2 separate regions of the Homo sapiens genome follow, and region 1 is linked to region 2. A link is an interaction called in ENCODE POLR2A ChIA-PET data of the cell type or tissue named here. Cell type or tissue: PC-3. All regions are shown on one strand. Region 1 overlaps KNL1 (kinetochore scaffold 1). Region 2 overlaps KNL1 (kinetochore scaffold 1).

Region 1 (4,000 bases), 58 kb after region 2:
AGCATGAGCCACTGTGCCCAGCTATTTTTCTAGTTTTAGCCATTAAACTGTCTGTCTTCCCACCATGGGAGATCAAAATTTAACTTCCTTTCCTGCAACCACCTCTGAGACACACATACACACACACCAAGGAAAGATTACATGCCATTCTCAAAAGTATAAAAATCCCAAATAGCCGGGCGTGGTGGCCCATGCCTGTAATCCCAACACTTTGGGAGGCCAAGGTGGATGGATCACCTCAGGTCAGGAGTTTGAGACCAGCCTGGCCAACATGGTGAAACCCCGTCTCTACTAAAAATATAAAAACTAGTCGACATGGTGGTGGGTGCCTGTAATCCCAGCTACTAAGGAGGCTGAGGCAGGAGAATTGCTTGAACCCAGGGGACAGAGGTTACAGTGAGCCAACACGGGGCCACTGCACTCCAACCTGGGCAACAAAGTGAGATTCCATTGCAAAAAAAAAAAAAAAAAAGGAATCCCAAATAAATATCAGCAAAAAGAATCCAGCAATTTGTAAGAAGGATAATATATCACGGTCATGTTGGTTTTATTGCAGAAATGCAAAATTGGGTGGGCAGATATGGGGCAATGTGCCTGCAGTCCCAGCTACTTGGGAGGCTGAGGCAGGAGGATCTCTGGAACCCTGGAGTTCCAGGCTGCAGTGTACTATGATTGCAACCGTGAATAGCTACTGTACTCCAGCCTGGGCAACATAGGGAGACCCCGTCTCTTTAAAAAAAAAAAAAAAAAAAAAGGAATACATAATCGGTTTAATATCAGAAAATCAACCTTGCAATTTACCTTACTAACAGATTAAAAGGTAAAAATCATATAATCATCTCAACAGATGAAGAAAAAAGTTAAGGGCTGGGGGCAGTGGCTCACACCTGTAATCCTAGCACTTTGGGCAGCCGAGGCAGGCTGATCACTTGAGCTCAGGAGTCCAAAGGGGCCTGGACAACACGGCAAAACCCCACCTCTACGAAAAATACAAAACTTAGCCGGGTATGGTGGCTCGCACATGTAGTCCCAGCTACTCTGGAGGCTGAGGTGGGAGGATCGCTTGACCCTGGGAGGCAGAGGCTGCAGTGAGCAGAGATCAAACCACTGCACTCCAGCCTGGGCAACAGAGAAAGACCCTGTCTCGGGGGGTGGGGGAGGATGCTTAATGAATTTTAACATCCTTTCCTGTTTAAAAAAACAAAACAAAACAAAACTTTTTTTTTTTTTTTTTTGAGGCAGAATCTTGCTCTGTGACCCAGGCTGGAGTGCAGTGACGCAATTTTGGCTCACTGCAACCTCTGCCTCCCGGGTTCATGCCTCCCAAGTAGCCTCCCTAGTAGCTGGGACTATAGGCACCCGCCACCATGCTCAGCTAATTTTTTGAAAAATACTCTTTTTTTAAAGCTATAGTTGTTTAAAAAAAATTTTTTTTTTCAAATGGGCCAGGCATGGTGGCTCATGCCTGTAATCCCAGCACTCTGGGAAGTCAAGGTGGGAGGACTGCTTGACTCCAGGAGTTTGACAGCAGCCTGGGCAACATAGTGAGATCTTGTCTCTACTAAAAATAAAAATAATTAACCAGGTATGGTAGCACATGCCTGTAGTCCCAGCTACTTGGGAGGGTGAGGCAGGAGGATAGCTTGAGCCTGGAAGGTAGGTGGTGCAGTGAGCCGTGATCACGCCACTAGACTCCAGCCTGGGCAACAGAGCTAGACCCTGTCTCGAAAACAAATTTAAAAAAATTTCTTTTTAATACAGCAAACGAGAAATAGAAGGTAAGTTAACAGTATATATTCAAAAAACTAATAGGAAAGATCAACTTAATAGTTAAACTTTGAAAACTTTCCAAGATCCAAAAAGTATGACAGCCATTTACTTCTATTCAATCCAACATCTAATTCGATTTCCAATATATATCCCCAATATCCCCAACCCACTCATTTTTTTGTTTTTTTTGGGGGGCCGGAGGGGGCAGGGAGACAGGGTCTTGCTCTGTTGTCCAGGCTGGAGTGCAGTGGTGTGATCTAGGCTTACTGCAGTCTCAAACTCTTAGGCTCAAGTAATCCTCAAGCCTCTTGAGGAGCTGGGGTTACAGGCACCTGCCACCATTCCTGGCTAATTTTTTTATTTTTATTTTTTGTAGAGCTGGAGTCTACTAGGCTGCCCAGGCTTGTCATGAGCTCCTGGCCTCAAGCAATCCTTCCAGCTCTGCTCCCAAAGTGTTGGGATTACCGGTATAAGCCAGCAGGCCCAGCCTCAATAAACATTTGCTGAATGAGTAATTAAGAAACAATTATTTGACCACCAACTCGCATATTTTTTCTCCTTTGGAAATATTTTCTTTTTTTTTCTTTTTCTTTTTTTTTTTTTGAGACGGAGTTTCCCTCTTGTTGCCCAGGCTAGAGAGCAATGGTGCCATCTCAGCTCACCACAACATCCCCATCCTGGGTTCAAGTGATTCTCCTTCCTGCCTCACCCGCCAGAGTAGCTGGGATTCCAGGCGCCTGCCACCACGCCCAGCTAATTTTTGTACTTTTAGTAGAGACGGGTTTTCACCATGTTGGTCAGGCTGGTCTCGAACTCTTCACCTAGTGATCTGCCCGCCTCGGCCTCCCAAAGTGCTGGGATGACAGGCGTGAGCCACCGCGCCCAGGGGAAATATTTTCAAATTCAGTGCACATGTTCAAAATTCACAGATAATAACTACTATCAACTCAAGATCACCTAAATATCTTTGTTGTTTAAAACAGTCATTAAGCATAATTCCTGTCCAATCTGTAGACCAATCAGTTAGCAATTAACTGATAAAATTCAAACTTACTGAAGTCCCCCTTTTAAAATATTCTGTAACTGTTAAGTTCCACTTTCAACACAAATAGGAGACTCCAGACTCACAAGTTAAGCCTCATTTATAAAACACTGGTACGGCCAAACTCTTGATTATTGACACATTAAGTTACTGGTTCCCGGGGCCTGGTGCGATGGCTCAAGCCTGTAATCTCAGCACTTTGGGAGGCCGAGGTGGGTGGATCACTTGAGGCCAGGAGTTCAAGACCAGCCTGGACAACATGGTGAAACCTCTGTCTCTACTAAAATTACAAAAAAATTAGCAGGGCAAAAAAATTAGCTAGGCATGGAAGCGTGTTCCTGTAATCCCAGGTACTTGGGAGGCTGAAGCAGGAGAATCCCCTGAACCCAGGAGGTAGAGATTGCAGTGAACTGAGATGGCACCACTGCATTCTGGCCTGGGCAACACAGTGAGTGAGACTCTGTCTCGAAAAGAAAAAAAAACAAAAAAGTTACTGATTCCAAACTGTGTACCTGGCACCCAAGGGTGCTGCAGCATACTCACAATGGTGTCCTGGGATATTTAAAAATTTTGAGAGATGCACAGCAGTTCTGAACACCTGTCAGGTACTGTGTGAACTACTAGATCAAAACAGTACATTTGCATTACATTAGTTTTAATAACATCACTGTAAAGATAAACTGTTTGCAGTTGCTGTGATAAAAAGCAAGTACCTTTTTTTTTTTTTTTTTTTTTGAGATGGAGTTTCACTCTTGTTGCCCAGGCTGGAGTACAATGGCGCAATCTTGGCTCACTGCAACCTCTGCCTCCCAGGTTCAAGTGATTCTCCTGCCTCAGCCTCCCAAGTAGCTGGGATTACAGGCATGCGCCACCACGCTTGGCTAATTTTGTATTTTTAGTAGAGACGCAGTTTCTGCATGTTGGTCAGGCTGGTCTCAAACTCCTGATCTCAGGTGATCTGCCTGCCTCGGCCTCCCAAAGTGCTGGGATTACAGGTGTGAGCCACCGTGCCCGGCCCAAAAGCAAGTATTTTTTATTAAAGTACTACAGGAAATGAGGGTGACAGGGTATAAACTGATTCCAAAGTTTCAGAAGTTGTGCAGTGTCCAACAGGCACAGATATCCAATCAGTAAGTGTGATTATTTAATAATAAAATTTTGGCCAGGCACAGTGGCTCACACCTGTAA
Region 2 (4,000 bases):
TTTTTTTTTTTTTGAGATGGAGTCTCGCTCTGTCACCCAGGCTGGAGTGCAGTGGAGTAATCTCGGCTCACTGCAACCTCCACCTTCCAGGTTCAAGCGATTCTCCTGCCTCAGCCTCCTGATTAGCTGGGACTACAGGTGTGTGCCACCAGGCCCAGCTAATTTTTGTATTTTCAGTAGAGATGGGGTTTCACCTTGTTGGCCACATTGATCTTGAACTCCTGACCTCAAGTGATCCACCTGCCTCACTTCCCAAAGTGTTGGGATTACAGGCTCATGTGAGCCACCGTCCCAGCCCAATTTCATTTTCTTTTCACACTGGCATGTCCAACTTAGGTATATATTATTTCTTTTCTTTCTTTCTTTTTTTTTTTTTTTTTTGAGACAGATTCTCTCTTTTTTTTTTTTTTTTTTTGAGATGGAGTCTCACTCTGTCACCCAGGCTGAGTGCAGTGGCGTGATCTCGGCTCACTGCAACCTCCATCCTCCAAGTTCAAGCGGTTCTCCTGCCTCAGCCTCCCAAGCAGCTGGGATTACAGGCACCTGCCACCGTGCCCGGCTAATTTTTTGTATTTTTAGTAGAGACAGGGTTTCACCATCTTGCCTAGGCTGGTCTTGAACTCCTGACCTCGTGATCCACCTGCCTCAGCCTCCCAAAGTGCTGGGATTACAGGTGTGAGGATATGGAGTCTCTTTGTGCCCAGGCTGGAGGGCAGTGGCAAAATCTCAGCTCACTGCAACCTCCGCCTCCTGGGTTCAAGTGATTCTCCTACCTCAGCCTCCTGAGTAGCTGGGACTACAGGCGCCCACCACCATGCCTGTCTAATTTTTGTATTTTTAGTAGAGACGGGGTTTCACCATATTGGCCAGGCTGGTCTTGAAGTCCTGACCTTGTGATTCGCCCACCTCGGCCTCCCAAAGTGCTGGGATTACAGGAGTGAGCCACTGCACCCAAGTTGTTGACCAACTTGACCAAGAACTTACTATATATATATATTCATTTAATAAACTGCTGACCAAGTACTTACTGTTGGGTTGACCTGTATTTCCCAAAATTCATATGTTGAATTCCAAACCCCCAATACCTCAGAAAGTGACCTTATTTGGAAATCTGGTCACTACACAAGTAATATGTTAAGATGAAGTCCTACTAGAGTAAGGTGGGCCCCTAATCCACTATGACTAGTGTCCTTATAAAAAGGGGAAATGTGGATGCAGACATGCACAATGAAAGACACCATGTCAACATGAAGGGAGAGATCAAGGTTATGCATTTACAAGCCAAGGAATGCCAAAGATTGCCAGCAAACCACCAGACACTGGGAGAAGGCATGGACAGATTCTAACAGCCCTCAGAAAGAATAACACCCGCTTACACCTTAATCTCAGACCTCCAGCCTCCAGAACCTGTTAAGGTACCCAATTTGTAGTACTCTGTCATGGCAGTCCTTGGGAACTAATACACTTACTCATTATTATTAATATCTATGTTCATTAGGTTATAATTTGGTCCCCATCTCTTTAAATACTCAATCTCCTCTCCAAGGAGTCTGCAATGGTGCACTACCAGTGAGAATTCTTCAAGCATCTAGAAAAAGTGGGAAAAAAAATCCAGTGAAATTATGAAAACATTTCAATGCTTAGTGGCTCACTTACAAAGAACTCAAAAAAGTTAAACAATTGAATACATTTATCATTTCAGGATCCACTATTATTTATGTAAAGTTTCAGTTCTGCTTTTTTTGGAAAGATATCACAAATTTTCCTTTAAATACTTCAATCGGGCTTTACCTTGGGTAACTGATGCTGGGTTGTACATGTCTTCTTCCAGGATTCCTTTTCTTCAACGTACTGGAAAATAAGCTTATGAACTAAAAGGGAGGAAGGAGGAGCTTGATCCTCTGGGGAAGGAAAAAAAAAAGCAAAAGCAGGTTATTACTTATGATTCATATATTTTATATAAGTGAAAAATACTATATTATATAAGCTAGAAATATTCTCAAACTACCAGGTACATAAGTATTCTCTCCATTTTTTCTTTTTCTTTTTTTTTCTGGAGTCTCCTGTCTCCCTCTGTCACCCAGGCTGGAGTACCATGGCGTGATCTTGGCTCACTGCAACCTCTGCCTTCCCAGTTCAAGCAATTCTCCTGCCTCAGCCTCCTGAGTAGCTGGGATTACAGGCGTCTGCCACCATACCCGGCTACTTTTTGTATTTTTAGTAGAGAGGGGGCTTCACCATTTTGGACAGACTGCTCTTGAACTCCTGATGTCAGGTAATCCACCCGCCTTGGCCTCCCAAAGTGCTGGGATTACAGGCATGAGCCACCATGCCCAGATGTATTCTCTCCATTTTTATTTTCAAACATGATTATAACATGTATGGTGAAGATAGGACATTTCTACAAAAACTCAAGACTTTATCACATATAGAAACAGTACTTGAGTAAGAGTGTGGGTTTACATGTAACACAGACCTGAGTTTAAATCCTGGATTTCATTTCTTTTTTTGAGACGGAGTGTCACTCTATTGCCCAGGCTGGAGTGCAGTGGCATGATCTCAGCTCACTGCAACCTCCGCCTCCCGGATTCAGGCAATTCTCCTGCCTCAGCCTCCCGAGTAGCTGGGACTACAGGCACACACCACAATGCCCAGCTAATTTCTTCGTATTTTTAGTAGAGACAGGGTTTCACTATGTTGGCCAGGCTGGTCTTGAACTCCTGACCTCCAGTGATCCGCCCGCCTTGGTCTCCCAAAGTGCTGGGATTACAGGTGTGAGCCACGGCACCCAGCAATCCTGGCTTTCTTTAATACCTAAGTGATCCTAGACACAATACTTAAGTTTTTTGATCTGTAGTTTCCTAATTTGTAAAATGGGGAACAAATCGCATGGACTTCATAGTGTTAATTTAAGTAATACACATGCCTGATACAGACTAAGTGCTCATAACAGTAATTTTTAAATTATGAAAATAGCTACTATTAATCATTGCTCAAGACCCAGTAATAATTTTTTTTTTTTTTTTTGAGACGGAGTCTCATTTTGTCGCCCAGGCTGGAATGCAGTGGCGCGATCTCGGCTCACTGCAAGCTCCGCCTCCCGGGTTCACGCCATTCTCCTGCCTCAGCCTCCCAAGTAGCTGGGACTACAGGCGCCAGCCACCACGCCCGGCTAATTTTTTTGTATTTTTTAGTAGAGACGGGGTTTCACCGTGTTAGCCAGGATAGTCTCGATCTCCTGACCTTGTAATCCGTCCGCCTAGGCCTCCCAGAGTGCTGGGATTACAGGCGTGAGCCACCATGCCCGGCATGTAATAATTTTTTTTAAATCTTTTTTTTTTTTTTTTTTTTTGAGATGGAGCCTTGCTCTGTCACCCAGCTTGAAGTGCAGTGGCGCAATCTCGGCTCACTGCAACCTCCGTCTCCCAGGTTCAAGCGATTCTCCTGCCTCAGACTCCTGAGTAGCTGGGATTACAGGCACCCATCACCGCGCCCAACTAATTTCTGTATTTTTAGTAGAGATGGGTTTCATCATGTTGGCCAGGCTGGTCTCGAGCCTCTGACCTTGTGATCTGCCTTCCTCGGCCTCCCAAAGTGCTGGGATTACAAGCATGAGCCACCGTGCCCAGCCTTATTTTTTATTTTTGAGACAAGGTCTCACTCTGTTGCCAGGCTGGACTGCAGTGGCATAATCTTGGCTCACCACAACCTCCACCTCCCAGGTTCAAGTGATTCTCCTGTCTCAGCCTCCTGAGTAGCTAGGGCTACAGGAGGGCACCATCACACCCGGCTAGTTTTTGTATTTTTAGCAGAGACGGGGTTTCACCATGTTAGTCAGGCTGGTCTCAAACTCCTGACCCCTGGTGATCCACCCGCCTCAGCCTCCCAAAGTGCTGGGATTAAAGGCATGAGCCATAGTGCCCAGCCCCAACAAATTTTTAGAGGCTTAAATGTTTTCTACTTACCATCTAACAGAGATTGAAAATTGACATCAACAATC

What was found. Peaks named below come from ENCODE experiments on the same cell type or tissue, not always from the same donor. Only the 100,000 strongest peaks of a DNase experiment are listed, where the experiment ranks them.
Region 1: POLR2A ChIA-PET joins it to region 2 with 5 read pairs; 12 of 35 experiments call an interaction of 5 or more read pairs at or near these places.

Annotation. Positions count from the first base shown.
Region 1 is chr15:40,596,548-40,600,547 of GRCh38, reverse strand. The region is part of intron 1 of KNL1 (kinetochore scaffold 1); the gene reads right to left. Among named protein-coding and RNA genes, the nearest start is that of KNL1, 4.3 kb to the right of the region's middle. In PC-3, no CTCF peak of the experiment used is centred here; a DNase peak (open chromatin) is centred at 2,227.
Region 2 is chr15:40,654,943-40,658,942 of GRCh38, reverse strand. It overlaps KNL1 (kinetochore scaffold 1), which reads right to left. Exons shown (of 26, transcript NM_144508.5): 22 at 3,966-4,000; 23 at 1,792-1,901; 24 at 1,470-1,588. Among named protein-coding and RNA genes, the nearest start is that of RAD51-AS1, 38 kb to the left of the region's middle. In PC-3, no CTCF peak of the experiment used is centred here; no DNase peak of the experiment used is centred here.